2 separate regions of the Homo sapiens genome follow, and region 2 is linked to region 1. A link is an interaction called in ENCODE POLR2A ChIA-PET data of the cell type or tissue named here. Cell type or tissue: PC-9. All regions are shown on one strand. Each heading gives the region's core, and the rest is flanking DNA. Links, peaks and the distances in the headings are about the cores only.

Region 1 (8,345 bases), core at 214-8,213:
TAAACTTGTTCCCCTGTGCTTTTAGATAATAATTTTTTGAAATGTGTTTGGAAGTCTTTGGGGGCCTAAGTTTAGAAAGCTAGAAAGACATTCTCATTGCCTTTGTTGTTCCAATCTGTTGTTCTGTAATTTCTGGACTTGGATCTATCATTTGACTGAAAAGGATAAAAGGTCCAAGAGTGAAAAGAAATGGGTTAAAGAGAGGGAACAACCAGCCAAAGCAGTGGCAGCCAGCACCCGAGGGGGGTGGCTGCAGCTGGGCTCTGCCCAGCTGCAGGTGTGGAGGAGGAAGTGCAGGAACGAGCCCAGGACCCATTTCCAGGTGGCAGCAGGGTTCAGTGGGCTTAATTAACCGGTGAACTGCTCATGAGGTCGGTCTGTCTCTACCTTTCTACACCACACTGAACAAGCCACTGACCATTTCCTGCCTCGGATTTCCTCAGCCCCAAAGAGGGGACAACAATGTGTATTCGTCAGAGAAATTACTGGCCACTGTCTCATTCAGAAGCTGCCCCTAGAAGTGTTAGTAAAGACTTTTAAAAACATGAAACAAAGCAGAGAATTAAAAATAACAGGAAGTGGAAGAGAGAGCACACTATGATCTGAAATCTTCTGTGTTATATGCTGGTGTTAAAGAGGTCGTGAGGCCTTGATGAAGATTTGTTACTTGGAAGGATGTCAGTGCTGGGGACCTGCTCTCTGTGAACCCAGCAACCTGCCCCAGCATTTCAAGGGGCATACAGTCCACTCAGATGATTTATTTCTGAGTTGGAATTACCCCATTCCCCAGCCCACCCTCTTTTCAACTTTGTACAAATGTAAGTGGCCAATTCACTTTACTACACAAATGACTCATGATTTCATGAGCTGCAAGCAGCAGTTTCTTAAGCAGCTTTCCCATATTCCTAGTGCAAGAAATGGACACACAGACATCTCTTATGGGCTAGATCTTTTTAATTTGTGAAGCAAAGAAAGTGAGGGAACCACTGGACCCAATCTCAAGTATCCAAGGTCAACTAGACGAGGCACATGGCCAATTTCCAAAGACACATGGTTCTTTCCTAATCCTCAGCCTCTACTTCCTCACTGGATCTGAGTTCAAATCTCAGAAAGGTCAGAGCATGTGCATTTTTGGCATTTTTAAACAAATGGATGCAATTAAGAACTTGAGGAAAGGGTGACTTTCTATAGTTTTCAGCATACATCAGCTACTTGACAACTTCTACTAAAATAGAGCTGCTTTCAGAGGGTAATGTGAGTAGCCAATCACTGCCACTCAGGACAAAAATGTTGGCCAATGACCTAGAAGTAAGTGTGTGGTGTATTTCGCATGACTATAAGTGCTTCTCATTAGGAAAATAATGGCATCAGTTCCTGGAGTTTTCTTGGTTATTTAAACCTCCTGCTTTGGAGTTGAGTTCATGGTTTACCAACATCAGCAAGTGTTTCCTATTTTGTTGTACATGATCACCAAAGGAATAGGAGGCAATAAAGGAAATGAGAACTAAAGGTTCTAGAGAGATTACATTCTTTATCACATTTAATCTTTATAAGAACCCCCAAAAGTTGGTGTTCTTTCCTCCATCTTACAGATGTTTTGAAAACTGAAGCTCTGAAAAGTTACGTAACTTGGATCTACAGAGCTCTAAGAGGACGTGCTAAGATTTGAATCCAGAATTTCGTGACTCAAAAACGTTTTCTCCACAATATCAGTTTACCAGAATAACCTAGGCATGGCCTCAAAAGACCTATATTAGAAATTAGCTATATCCTAGTTCTAAGGAAGTATTCATTTTTTATTATTCAACTGTTAAAACTGCACATATATTATATTCCATAGAAATTCTGAGCATCAATAATAGGAGATACTTTCACTATTTGTATATATGTATATGTATATTTGTGTATATATACATACAAAATATATTTTACAATTGTCTCTTTGTTCCAAGAGTGGGAAGGAAAATAATTAGAATTTGTAGTTGGGCATTTGTGTCCACTTTAACCTGATCCATTCTGTCTAACTTTTCTTTGCAAGCTCTCAAATTCATTGTTAGCCTATCTGATCCTGTCGTCTGGAGACTGCCAAGTATTTCACATCTTACCCAGGGAACCGACCACTTTTAAGGGAGGGAGGGCACTCTTTACTGACTTTTCCTAATTTAAATTCATTGAAAATTGTTAATTTTAAGGGCAAAGACAAGGCAATGCATCTGTAAAGAGCTCTGTCACTTTTCTCCAAGTGATGACTAATGGTGGGGAACTTAAAACCTTATCCTTGGTATCTTTTGGAGTCCAGACAATTCAGTGGTCTCCTGGGATGAGTAAATATCAGCCCGTTCCCAGGAAGATTAACTAGTAAGATGATGTAGGAAAAGCTGCTACTTTTTAGAGGGCTATACTTAAACTGCCATCTACACTTCTTAAGGCAGAATCTCAGATAGTTTACTTCCATATGGGATGCTATGATTTCTAGAAAGAAAGGATATTTTATACAGTTATAAGAGTAACAGTGGTTTCTTTCCAAGATGTTAAATTTGGTCTCAAGGTTAGTGTTTGTTAATGTAATGTAATTACTGGTCTTTAAAAGATCATAAAGTAGAGTAGAATTAGGAGACCTGAATTAGGGCTCTCCATTACTGGGCGTATAGTTGTAGGTAAATTCCCAGTTTCTTTACCTGTTGTGCAGGTAGCAATACCTATCCATATTCCCTCATAGCCTCACATTTTTAAAATAGGAAGAATGCTGAAGTACTTTGAAAGTTCTAAGAGCTCCAATGGGGTCCTGTAGCACATGGGCTTTGTAGTCAGAAAGCCCCAAATTCAAAACTTAGCTTTTCTACTCTTTTCCTGTGTGGGTCAGTTTTCTAAACTCTCTGTATCTTGGTCACCTCACCTGTAAAATAGGCTAAAAATAGTTCCTACCACATATGATACTTGTGAGGACCAGATGGGCTCTTGGTATGCTTGAGTTGAAAAGGCTCATAGAGTTTATGTTACCCATTCCTCCTAATTGTAAGATGAGGAAACCGAGGCCCTGGCTGGTAGAGTGTCTTACCCAAGTTCATTCATCAATAATTTTTGAGTTATACCAAGCAATTTGCCTGCAGAGATTCAATGTTGCTTAAATTACCATGTTGCCTCAATTCTTAGGAAGACTTCTTTTTAATTGAGAGGTCTTCTTGCTCCTTTATGTCAGAAGGAATGGTCACATTGCTGACTTTTTCTTGTTTATGGACTGATGACTCATTTATGAGTTATCTAAACGTCTTGTTCCTTCTTTCTCTCTTCTGCCGTCTCTATCATGGGACTATTTTCTTTCTGCTAGCACTTCTACTAGAGATTGTGAAAGGGTGGTGACAGTGAATTAACTCCTTGTTAGCAGCCTTGTCTCTTGAGAGGAGGCTCACCCACTGCTGCTGACTGATAAGATGATGACAATCTCTGCTTCCTAAAAAATCTTCTCTACTATTAAGTTGGTGCATAAGTCATTGCAGTTTTTGCCATTACTTTGCCTTCCAGATTGCCTCTTGCTTCTCTCTGCTCTACTTGCTCCTTCTTTGCTGGATCCTCTTCCTGGGTAAACCCTTAAATGTGTTACATTCTTTAGGATCTGTCCTTGTCTGTCTTTGATTCTGCCTGCTCTTCTCGGTGATCGCAGACACTCTTGTGTCCTCAGTTACCATCTATCTGACACTGGCTCCTAAATCCATTATCTTTAACTTAACTTTCTCACTTAACTGCCAGATCTCATTGCCTCTTGAATATCTCTGCCTGTTTCCCACAGGTACTTCAAAAATTGTATCCACAAATGAGATTACGAGTCCCCCTTCCACACACACACACACACACACACACACACACACACACACACACTTTGTCTTCCTTTTATAGCCTAAATTAATCAAGCATTCTCAGCTCCTTGCCCAAGTTCCATATCTATCCAGTTTTCAAATCATTTTTATTTTATCTTGAAATATCTCTTGAACCCAGCACATCGCTTTCCTATTTTACTGATACAGTTGCGTCAGTTCAGCACTCATCTTTTTTCACCATAGCTTCCTAACTTTTCTCTGTGGCCTAGTTCTCTCCATTCTATCTAATCTTCCCTCTGTATTCTGCCACAGATAACTTTCAAAACTGAATTTTATCTTTGTTGATCTTCTATTAGGAAAAATGTTAGATCCTCAACTAGTGCTTAAAGACGAATCCAAACTATTGTAATATATTAGCAATTTCCAGGATTAGAGCTCCAACCCCTTTCCATCTGCTCCACTAGGTACCCTGTGGGCCCCTGTGATTCATTTACAATAAACTTGTCACATTTCCTCAAGTACTTGCCTGACATCAGATGTGTGACATCCTCAAAGACGCCCCCATACCTCTGATCTTCCCTTCTCTTACAACTACCCCTTGGGCCCCTGCAAGTCAGTATTTCATTCTTATTTTTATATTATGATATCTTTTTACATCTGTCTCACCCAACAGACTTTGAGCTCATCAAATTGGATAACAGGCTTTTCTTTTTTTTTTTTTTTAATTTCAAAGACCCTATCACATTGGACAATGTCTTCCACTCAAAAGGAATTCAGTAAATAGTTGTTGAAGTAATGTACTTACGACAATTATTAAGATCAGAGGAATATTGTTTATCATTCAATGTTTATAGTTAAATATTTGATTTTTGATAACCATTTACTGAATAATTCACCTAACACCCCATAAACTAATTAACAAAGAGTGTCTTCATAAATGGTGTTGATATCACATCAAGATGCTAACAGTGTAAAATTAGGATTTTAAAAATATGTATGTACCTTTAAGGCTTCTGTGACTTTTAGGTTTCTCTAAAGTTTATTTAACTTTAATCCACTTAAATTTCTTTAAAAGTTAACCATTATACATAAGGTAATCTGACTCCAAATTTCTGATTATTATATAAAATCCAAAGATAGGTAAGGATATAAATCTAAATGTAGTCCAATAAATGGACAGAAAAATGTCAGCTTCACATGTAGTTTATGGAAGTAGTGCATATATGAAGCCACAGAAAAGGAAGAGACAAAGGAATTTCAAATTTTGGAATTTATAATTAACAATTATATTCACATATGCTATAGAGTAAAATAGTGTGAAAAGTTGAACAATATATCTATATATTGGTTTTATAAAAGTATCATGGTATGCAGTTAATTGTTGAACACTATGCTTAGAGATAAGAAAATATTAATAATATTTATAGTAACATTTATTGGGCACTTACTCTATGCTCTATGCTAGGTGCTGTGCTAAGTACATCATATGCATAATTTAATCCCCCCAATATCTCTTTGACACAGTTCCTCTTGTTACTCCTGTTTTCCAGATGAGTAAATAATTCTTAGAAAGAGTGATTGACTTGTCAGAGGACTTAACAAGTTTTAGAGCTGTTTGAACATAGATCTGATGTGTTGTTCTATATTAAATGAATGAATACCTTTTAGGTATCTCAATTCTATACTAATTAGTAAGTAACTGATAAATCATTTGGTAAATTTCTATAAACTGTGTTTTGGACATATCTAAAATGATAAGGCAGGTGGGCACAGTGGCTCATGCCTGTAATCCCAGCACTTTGGGAGGCCGAGGTGGGCAGATCACCTGAGGTCAGGAGTTCCAGACCAGCCTGGCCAACATGGTGAAACCCCATCTCTACAAAAATACAAAAATTAGCCAGGCGTGGTGTCGGGTGCCTGTAATCCCAGCTATTTGAGAGGCTGAGGCAGGAGAATCGCTTGAACTCAGGAGGTGGAGATTGCAGTGAGCCAAAATTGTGCCACTGCACTCACTCCAAACTGGGCGACAGAGTGAGACTCCGTCTTAAAAAATAATAAAAATAAAATAAAATAAAATGGTAAGGCACATTTTGTAGTCATTATTGAGAACAAAAGAAAAGCAAAATTAACTGAGAATCTTTGAAGTTAGGTATTGTTAACTACTGATTGTCTAAATCCACCACTTCAGTTTGTTTTAAAGTCTGCTTTTCTATCAAAATTTTGAACATTCACCGTAAAGTATGCCTCCAGAAATGACCACTAATATATTATTAAACTATTCTTAACTATTCCATGCATAGTGGGAGATATTGAGGTCTATTGCTTGATATAAGAAATTAAACTGTATTTCTTCTTTCTTTTCCTGCTGGAGGGTAATTTACAAAATAATCGATAGTTTCGTGGCACTGTTAAAGTGGAAATGCACTCAAAATAATTACAATTAAAGGAGCCTACAGATTTTATAATGCCCAGGTTAATTATCTTCAGAATATCTGCCCAATACAGTATGTTACAGGATACCAATAAAGAATACAATTATTTTTTTCTTGATACTTTGCTTTTTTGTTTGTTTGTTTGTTTGTTTGTTTGTTTTAGAGATGGAATTTCACTCTGTCACCCAGGCTGGAGTGCAGTGGCGCCAATCTCCGCTCACTGCAACCTCCGTCTCCCAGGTTCAAGCGATTCTTCTGCCTCAGTAGAGACAGGTTTTTACCAGGTTGGCCAGTCTGGTCTCGAACTCCTGACCTCAAGTGATCCACCTACCTCGGCCTCCTAAAGTGCTGAGATTACAGGCGTGAGCCACTGCACCCAGCCTTTCTTGATATTTGATCCCTAGAGTCCAATGCATAAGTAGATGAAGATGGAGCTGCTTTTATTATAAAATTTGAGGGATGTGAAGAAGGTACCCTTGTCCCAAAAGACTGCCCCCCCACCCCCCACCCAAAAAAAGTTACAGGTTTTCAAAGTTTTCAAGTCTTTGGTTGCTCTCTGTGAACAAGTAAATATCCCTGGGAGCACTAACCCCTTATGTCTTTTGTCACACACTTAAGTAATCAAACTGGGAAGATGACAAAAATGCAAATTCTTAGGGGTACTTCATAGATTCTGATTTGATCATTCTGGAAGGAGACTGAGAAACTGCATTTTAACAAGCACTTTGATGATTCTGATGCAGGAGGTCTTCTGGACCACATTTTGAAAACTCTTAACAGATAACTGACACATCGAGTTGTTAACAAACTGGTAAGTTACATTTCTCTAAATGTGTCCTTCATTTCCAGAAGTTGTTATTGGTTTTTATTTATGCTGTCTATTTCACTGAAGATTTTTCCATTCATATCCTGTATGATTTTTTTTTAATTTCTTTAAGTTGGACTTCACCTTTCCCTGGTGCCTCCTTGATTAGCTTAATAATTGACCTTCTGAGTTCTTTTTCTGGCAATTCAGAGATTTTGTCTTGGTTTGGATCCATTGCTGGTGAACTAGTGTTATCTTTGGGGGGTGTTAAAGAACTTTATTTTGTCATATTACCAGAATTAATAAACTAGTAAGTTAACAAACTCAAAATTCATCTCATTTAATATATCATCCAGGGTTAGCCCTGCCTTAATTCTCAGGTTTACCTGAACTTTATTACTTCAAGTATCTCTACATGAAATAAATGAAACAAGAGTTCCTCAAGTGACTGTAACAACTAAAGAAAAATACTTCTGTTTGTTTCCAAATGGTTCTTTTTTAATAGTCCCAGAAATCAATGCTGAAATGCTAAAACATTAGAGCAGAATGTACAAAACGTTCTTGAATTATATTTCATTCTTGGGTGCCAGGCACACTGGGTTTGTATCTCACAACACTGAAATAATAAAAAGCAGGTGCCCTGTCAAGTTGCTTTTGTAATTGGGAAGCTAGGAGGTGATGTATTTTGCTAAGAATTTTGACAGAATAACCCCATTGGAGGAGTCTAATGCCCTTATTATAGGCTGAATAAGATAGAGTTTGGGAGGGGACATAGTACTTGAGAATACAGTAGATGAAAAATTAGACTAATAATACTTTTTATGACTTACAGAAAATAAATCTTTTTTAAAATCACTGCAGCAAAAAATGTGGCCTGTTGCTAAGAAGAGTTTGTTCCATATGATGGAGACTCTGAGTTTGGGAGCTTAGAAAAAAACCCAGCAAGTGTGTTAGTATGGAGAAAACAGGAAGACAGCTTCCTCTCTGAATATACACCATTTCCTGGAGAGGAAGTGAGGGCTTAAAAAAAAGTTCTTTGTTGGCTCTGTAACAGAGAGGCATCTATTTAGTGATGACCGTATATGTTTACACAAGCCAGGATATAGATCTTAAAAACAGTAAAGCCTTGAAAGTGCCTTCTTTATTCGATAATGGCAAGATGCAGAGCCCTTGGATTAGTTGGTGTGATATCTGTTGTATTTTGTAATCATCACTGGTTTACTCACAGCCATGCATATACTGCCTGGACAATTTTTAAGGGACAGCAGTTATACTCCATACGGTAAAGTGGAT
Region 2 (8,345 bases), core at 208-8,207, 390 kb after region 1:
CCCACTTCAGCCTCCCAAAGTGCTGGGATTACAGGTGTGAGCCACCATGCCTAGCCTAGATCAAGAAATTTTTAATTAAAAATATGAATTTAAAAGTTCAAGAAAGGCACTAGAGGGAAATGCAAGAGTTCTTAATTTCAAGGTTAATTCTTTATATTCTTATTTTCCCCAAAAGAGTATTGTATATGTAAAGTCTACAGATGAATCTTGCTCTTCAAACACTCATGTCTTATCAGTTAAGTTTAGCTAAAATGAATGTGATGTCAGGTGCCAGATGATGATGTAGTAAACAACAGACCACATATACAACAGTGGTCCCGTAAGACTTTAGTATCATATTTTTACTCTACCTAGATGTTTATATACACAAATACTTACCATTGTGTTACAACTGCATATAGTATTTAGTAGTAGAGTAACATGCTGTATAGGTTTGTAGCCTAGGAGCAATAAGCTATAAGCTTAGCACACTCTTATGTTAGCACAAGGAAAAGAAAATCGCCTAATGATGTATTTCTCAGAGCACATCTTTGTCATTCAGTGATGCATGACTGTATATCATAAGTTCTCAAAGAAATAAAACTTAAATATAAACCTTGGTCTTCAAAACATTTAACAGTATTTAAAAAGAGAGAGATTTTACCCTTATTAGTTGTATTTGTTAAAGTCCCAGTAACTTGGTTGGTATAAGGATTGTGCTCAACCATACTTGCTCAACAAAGGAAAGTAAGATTTAATAAAGTCAACAAGTTTTTAAAAAATGAGGTTTTAGAGCTAAACTGAATTTAAAAAAAAAAACAAAAACTCACAAGCTCATTTGCCCAAATTCATCCTGTAAAGTCTGTAAGACTTCTGACAACTCCTCATTAATACCGTTGGAGGAGGGAGGTGTTACTGACAACTTCTTACTTTTACCACCTCGTGAAGATACTTGCTTTGCCAAAGGAATACTGTTGATGACTCGATCATTGCACAAAGCTTTACTGTGTTGCTTCATTAGATGCAAGACAAGCTGAACATTGGCTACCACGGCATGGCTAGGGCTTGTGGACTAAAGGAAGAAAAATGATGAAAGAAGTAATTGAAGTTATATTCTCTACACCACTTTCTATTCCCTAAGCCTAGGTAAAAAGAACTCTCCACCCCCTAAAGTAGAGTATATAAATCCTAAAATTATTCTCATCATGATGTTCTTCTATTTGAAATCCTTTGATATAAATCCACTAACTATGTTTCAGAATGGAAAATAAGGCCCTACATACACATCATTGAGCTGCAACCTACATTTCCTAGCCTCATGTCCTATCATCCTCCCCTTCTCTCCATTTTGTGAACAAACCATATTTGCAGATGACATTTTTTTGGTGTATTAGCAACATTTATATCATTCTTTAAAACCCAGTTCAAATATATTATTTTTAAAGGCTTCCTTAAAACTGCCAGGTAATCAATCAGTCCATTATCAGATCACCTATAACACTTTTTACATCTCTCTCATAGCATTTATCATATTTTAATTGCTTTTACATATCTATTTCACCTATTAAACAGTGTACATCCAGGTGGTAGACACTATTGTTCATTTCTGTATCCTGGAATAATAGGAAGCACTAAATTACATGTCTATCACGTGTGTAAGAAAAACCTGATAGACTTCTCAAAGATATTTTGCTTTTGTTTTAAACACTAAACCAACAATCTCAATGTACTATTCCACTTTATAAATAGATGGCTGGGCTTACTTGGCTCCATAAATATTATTAGAAAGCATATTTAAAATGCAGGTTCCTAGGCAGCACACCAAACTCACTGCAGAGTTAGGGTTTGGAAATTTGTGTTTTCAAGTCCTCCAGTTGATTTTGATTAGCCAGATTTGGAACCACCATGCTAAGCTAAACATATGCTTTCCTTCTAATCTTAGTTTCTATTGTTAGCTAGCAAAGTGAATGCAGCAGTATTATATATCACATCCAAGTGGGAGTTTATTACATCAATGCAAGGCTGGTCCACTATTCAAAAATCAATCGATGTAACCACTATTTTGCTCGTAACTTGTAATATATATTTAGCATACTAATTGCCTATGAGTACACTTTCAATATGCAATAATTTAAAAAATTCTCGTTCTGTTATTTTTCTGATTATATTAATATGCACTTGACCCTTGAACAATGGAGGGGTTAGGGGCACCGACCACCCATGTAGTCAAAACTCTGCCATAATGAAATTTTTTTTTCCTTCAACTTTTAAGTTCTGGCGTACATGCGCAGGTTTGTTATATAGGTAAATGTGTGTCATGGTGGTTTGCTGCACAGATCAACCCATCACCTAGGTATTAACCCCAGCATCCATTAGGTACTCTTCCTGATGCTCTCCCTCCCCGTTGACCAACTCCCCCACCAAACAGGCTCCAGTGTATGTTGTTCCCCACTATGTGTCCATGGGTTCTGATCATTCAGCTCCCACTTATGTAACTGAGAACTATAATAAATTTTGCCCTAAAATGTAATAGCCTGCTGTTGACTGGAAGCATTTTTGTTTTATGTATTGTAAGCAATATTCTAAAAGTAAAGTTAGAAAAAAATATTAAGAAAATCCTAAGGAAGAGAAAGTATATTTACTATTCATTAACTGGATCACCATACAGGCCTTCATCCCCATTATCTTCACTGTTGAGTAGGCAGAAGGGTAGGGTTGGTCTTGCTGTCTCAGGAGTGGCAGAGGCAGAAGAAGTGGAGGGGGAGGCAGGAGAGGCTAGCACATTCTGTGTAACTTTACAGAAATACACTATAATTTGTCTTGACTTTTCTGCTTTTTCATTTCTCTAAAAATGTTTCTATGAGATACCAATTCTTCCACCATTTGTTTTAGTTTCAGTGATGTATCATAGAAGGGTCGATGTCGTAAAAGTCAAAAGCAGGCTGGGCGCAGTGGCTCAGCCACTGGGATTACAGTGGGATTACAGAATCCCAGCACTTTGGGAGGCTGAGGCAGGTGGATCACCTAAGGTCAGGATTTCGAGACCAGCCTGGCCAACATGGAGAAACCCTGTCTTTACTAAAAAAATACAAAAATTAGCCAGGCATGGTGGCGCGTGCCTGTTGTCCAGGTACTTGGGAGGCTGAGGTGGGAGAATTGCTTGAACCCAGGAGGCAGAGGTTGCAGTGAGCTGAGATCGTGCCACTGCACTCCAGCCTGAGTGACAGAGCGAGACTCCGTCTCAAAAAAAAAAAAAAAAAAAAAGTCAAAAGCAGTCTTGAATAATTAGAACCCTTCTGTCAGATTATCTAATGTCAACTTGTTTTCTGACATTACTTCTGTGTTGTCTTCTTCATCTTGTGGCACTGGTTTGAAAGCACTCTTATCCATCCCAGTCATCTTCTGTTAATTCCTCTATCATGGTGTCTACTGACTCTTTAATTTCTCCAAAATTCGTATCTTGAAATCCTTCACCTCCAACCTTTTTTGCCATATCTACCATCTTTTTCATGATTGGCTTTGTCATAAATCCTGTGAAATCATGCATATCACCTGGAGAGTTTTCTCCAACAGGAATTTATTATTTCAGACTTGATGGCTTTCATGACTTTTTCTATAAAAATGATGGCATCATCTTCAACTGTAATCCTTCCAGACCCTCATAATGTTCTCTCTGAAGTTCTCTTCCACAGCATTAAGAACCCTTTTTATAGTGTATGTAATGTGCCTTAGAAGTCCTTATGCTCCCTGATCCAGAGGGTGAATTAGACACACTGTGTTTAGGGACAAGTAGACTACTTCCATGCCTTTGGTGTTGAACTTCCATGCTCCTGGGTAGCTAGGGGCAATGCCTAGTATTAAAAAGACTTTAAAAGGCAGTCTCTTACTGGCAAATTACTTCCTGACTTCAGGGACAAAGGATTGATGGATCAATGTTTTTTCTAAATCCAGTTTAGAAAAAGGGTTCTCAAAGGGTCATTCTTGTTGTAAACCCAAAGACTGGCAGTTGGGTATATTTCCCCTTGAAGGCTCAGGGATTAGCAGCTTTATAGATAAGGGCAGTCCTGATTGTAAATCGGATTGTGTTTTCACAAAATAGTAGATTTAGCCCGTCTCCTCTTTCCTTAAATCCTGGTGCTGACTTGTCCTCCTTACTTATAAATATCCTTCGTGGCATCATGTTTTTCCAGAATAGGGTACTTCTGTCTGCATTAAAAGCCTGTTCAGGAAGATACCCTTTCTCCTCAATGATTTTCTTAATGGTATCTTGGGATTCATCTGCTGCCTCTTGGTCAGCAGAAGCTGCTTCTCCTATCTTGACATTTTTAAAGCCAAACCTCTAAAATTATCAAGCCATCCTTTGCTGGAATTAAATTCTCCAGCTTTAGATACCTCACCTTCCTTTTAAGTTGTCATATAATGACTTTCCTTTTTCTCAAATCATATTAGAGTCTACAAGTATGCCTTTCTTATAGCAATCCTGCATCCACATAAAAGCTGCATTTTCAATGAGATAAAAAGCTATTTTGCAAAAAGCACAAGGTTTTGGCACCTGCTAGAGTAGCTGCAGTGACAGATTCACAATTTCCTTTTTTTTTTAAAAAAAATTTTTTAAAGAGGATCTTACTCTGTTGCCTATGCTGGAGTACAGTGGTGCCATCATCGCTTACTACAGTCTCGAACTCCTGGGCTACAGTGATCCTCTTCTGTCAGCCTCCTGAGTAGCTGGGACCACAGGTGCACGCCAACATGCCGGGATCATTTTTTTTTTTTTTTTTTTTTTTACAATAGGCCTTCAGCTGGATTCATTTATTTTGAAATGGTGGACAACCGCAGCTGCAGACCTCAATCTATGGTACATATCAAGCAATGCAACTTTTTCTTGTCATGTCATGACTTTTGTCTGCTTCTTGGGAGCACTTCCACCATCATTAGTAGCACTTGATATGGGTCCCATGATATTATTCAAATTATTTACTGTATTGTGCTAAACATGATGGAAAATATGGAACTGCTAGAGAACACTTTTTACTGTGATACACAATTGACTGGAGAGATGAACTGCTCATTTGAAGATGATTAGCGTCACGTGGCATTTTAAGTGAATACTCCCAACCCTTGAGCTCATCACAATGGCAACAGAAGGTGGCTACAAAATTATCAGTCGTACAGTATGTACTACAGTTAATTTTATACAGTTATGATTTCATACTGCATCTTTATCTCTGTTTACATTTCTCTGGACTGTGAATGGCGTCACGTAGTCTGTGTGCAAATTGTTTTGATAAATTATAATTAAAAAAAACTTGTGTATATTTTATGGTAGTAAATGATAAAATGCACTAGTATTGACATAGTCAATTTTATGCATCTATGACATACCAACTTTTTCTTAACTTCTGATATTTCTAAGCTATAGTTTGCAAGTTTTTTCAAATTGCCAAAAATCTCCAAAAAATTTTCCAAGATACTTATTGAAAAAAAAAATCTGCCTGTAAGTAGACCCACACAGAGTTCGGACTCATGTTGTTCAAGGGTCAACTGTACCTTTTTCAAATGCTTGTCACCACTAATTTATTATATTCCCCATGATTTCACTGCGAATTTACTAGGGGTTTAAAATAAATAAATATAAACAAATACAAAATTCAGAAGAACATTTACTTCCCAAGATGCCAGAATAACAATCTAGTTGGAATCTAAATATAAAACCACCAGCAACACAAACAGCTTATAAAGTAGTGTCAACTAGCACAGTTTTAGGCACTTCACTCAGTACTTGATATATGACAATACAGCTTTACATTCAAGTGCTGAAGAAACTGAAGATTCAAGTGTACGTATGACTGCTTCTTGGAGAATTAGTCCTAGAAATGATCTGGATGTGAGGACAAGCAGAATGTGCTACGTGCTTATTCGAATATCTACCTATATCTAAATGTAACTCAACAGGATTGATACTAAAAATCCAATGCTACAAACATACTATTTCTTATTTCCTTGACCCCTATCTGAAACAACACCTTCTTCAACTTAGGGTCTCTGTTTTATCACTTCCTTTCCACATATACTTTATCTACTTTAAGGTATCCTCCCCATCTCTTCCTTGCTTCCCTAATCCCCAAAAACCTCCCTACATCTCATTTTCACATCACTGTGATCCACACACTGGTAAAGGCACAGAAAAATGTTCCTTCCATTTGTAGACATACTTGCAGATGCAGGGACTTAATTCAGGGATCAATGTTGTATAAAAAGAATCCGGAGTTTGACCAACTCACCTTCCCAGCTACAAATGGCATATCACCCAAGCATAATCTATAATGTGGTTGTGCACCAAAATAGTTCCTAGAACTTTTCTGAATGAAAAGAAAAGGAAAACAATTTTATTTTATTCACATGATAATAAAAACTGACTATACATGACTAACTTGAAACTTCAGTTAACTACTAGGCTACTACTTGCCTTATCTATAGTTGGCATTATGATCACAAGCCAGCTCCTAATAGTACTTGTTAGCATATATCCTAGCCTAGGAAAGGCTGGGGGGAAAAAAGCACTTGACAAAACAACAGTTACATTCTAAGTAGAAAATCAGTATACATATACACAAAACATTGTAAGAGCACAAGATAATGCAGTACTAATAATGCTAATTTTGTATGGTGTTCTGTAGTTCCAAAATGCTTATATATTTTCTCACTATCAGGATAAAAATTTAGGAGTAGGTATTACTTATCTCCACCTTCTGAATGAAGAAATTGAGAATGAAAGATTTACTCTCTCAAGGTTGTAGTACACCACACAGTTTATGGGTGTTTTGACATAAACTATACCAAGTAATCAGCATTTTGCCTGATTTGGTTCTGTCTTCACACCTTTTCTGGTGGTTTTGACTTCTTTTTTTTAATTCTTCTTGCATTGGGAACACACGGAGTTGCCTTATCTTCAAAGATAAGTCTATTTGTTTCTAGACCAGTCTGCAACTAGGAAAAATGAGAGCCTCAAGTTAATGCTGTAGAAATAAAAGCTATGACTCAGATTTCAGATGTGTCATGTAAAAAGCCTGTAAAAACCAATGGTAGTATCTAACTGAAAAACATATTACAGCTGTATAACTATGTCTTGAACCAATCTATCAACGTTTGTCAAATATTTTAAATAAATACCAGTCTCTCATTTTATCTTGACCTTCTGTTATAATTTGTCCCTTCTTCAGCGTGGAACACATTATCTCCAGTATTTGTAGTTACTCCATAAATTCTATCTAACGAGTTAAATGCAATGTATCTAACCCCAAACCATTGCTTAAATATATTCTTTTCAAAAATGGCATCTACTACATTACCAGACACAAAACAGCCGAAGAGCAGAATACATTTCTTCCCTTTCTAAAAAGCCATGCACTTACTATATAAGAAAAAGGAATTGAAAACTTATATCCAAAAAAATAACAAAAAACAAAAAACACTGGAAGCTATCAGGCAAATGTTACCAAGCCCTTTTCTCTAGAAGCTGAGTAACTATACTAATTTAAAAATAACCTATCTTCATGGTAGAAATTCCACAAGCACTAAGAATTTCAAAAAAGGACTGCTCTTTTCACTAAGCCAACTTTCAACTTTCCTTTTTAAAAAAACAAAACAAAACAAAACAAAAAACCTGTCTGGAATAGTGTTTGTTTCAAATCTGCCTATATGTACCAAAACTGTCTGCAGTTTATGAGGACAATTTGGACTGCCAGGTGCCTGTCCAGATCTCATGATTTTGGCCTTTCCAGATTGGGGAAATTCATATTTTAAAGTATTTTAAGAGTTCCCCAGGAAATTATAATGGAGCTAGAACAAATATTCAGAACCACTGGATTCCATAAAAACAGATACTAAGATTATTACTAATACTTCCCACATGAGTGCAGCTTTGGGGTAAAAAATCTATTCCATGACAAAGGAATACAGGAATCTCTACCCTCAGGAAGCATCTATACACTCCAAACACACCTAACATTGCTTTATATATAGTAAATTGACTAGACACAATTCAATGAACAGGAAATTACTACTCTAGAAGACTTATGATGCCAATGAGTGTAAACAGTATACAAGAACTTTTTTTTGAGTATTTTAACTTCCAGTTTATTTATTCTTCCCAGCAGCTGTATATTTCTGTGCTACAGTTTTAAAACATTTTAAAGCACTTTCATTATTTTTTATTCTCATTTGATCACACCAACACCAAGATGCAAAATGCAGAACACTGTTTTTTTTTTTTTTTTTTGCTCTTGTTGCCCAGGATGGAATGCAGGTGGTGTGATCTCAACTCAGTGCAACTTCCACCTCCCAGGTTCAAGCGATTCTCCTGCCTC

What was found. ChIA-PET counts read pairs that join two places held together with the same protein. Peaks named below come from ENCODE experiments on the same cell type or tissue, not always from the same donor. Only the 100,000 strongest peaks of a DNase experiment are listed, where the experiment ranks them.
Region 2: POLR2A ChIA-PET joins it to region 1 with 5 read pairs; 2 of 35 experiments call an interaction of 5 or more read pairs at or near these places.

Annotation. Positions count from the first base shown.
Region 1 is chr11:96,207,640-96,215,984 of GRCh38, reverse strand. The region is part of intron 1 of MAML2 (mastermind like transcriptional coactivator 2); the gene reads left to right. Among named protein-coding and RNA genes, the nearest start is that of MIR1260B, 130 kb to the left of the region's middle. RefSeq lists an enhancer at 506-575. In PC-9, for the core only: no CTCF peak of the experiment used is centred there; DNase peaks (open chromatin) are centred at 3,264 and 8,104; H3K27ac peaks cover 4,728 bases.
Region 2 is chr11:95,820,492-95,828,836 of GRCh38, reverse strand. CEP57 (centrosomal protein 57) reads right to left here. Exons shown (of 11, transcript NM_014679.5): 7 at 6,859-6,966; 8 at 6,261-6,338; 9 at 810-1,051. Among named protein-coding and RNA genes, the nearest start is that of CEP57, 34 kb to the right of the region's middle. In PC-9, for the core only: no CTCF peak of the experiment used is centred there; no DNase peak of the experiment used is centred there.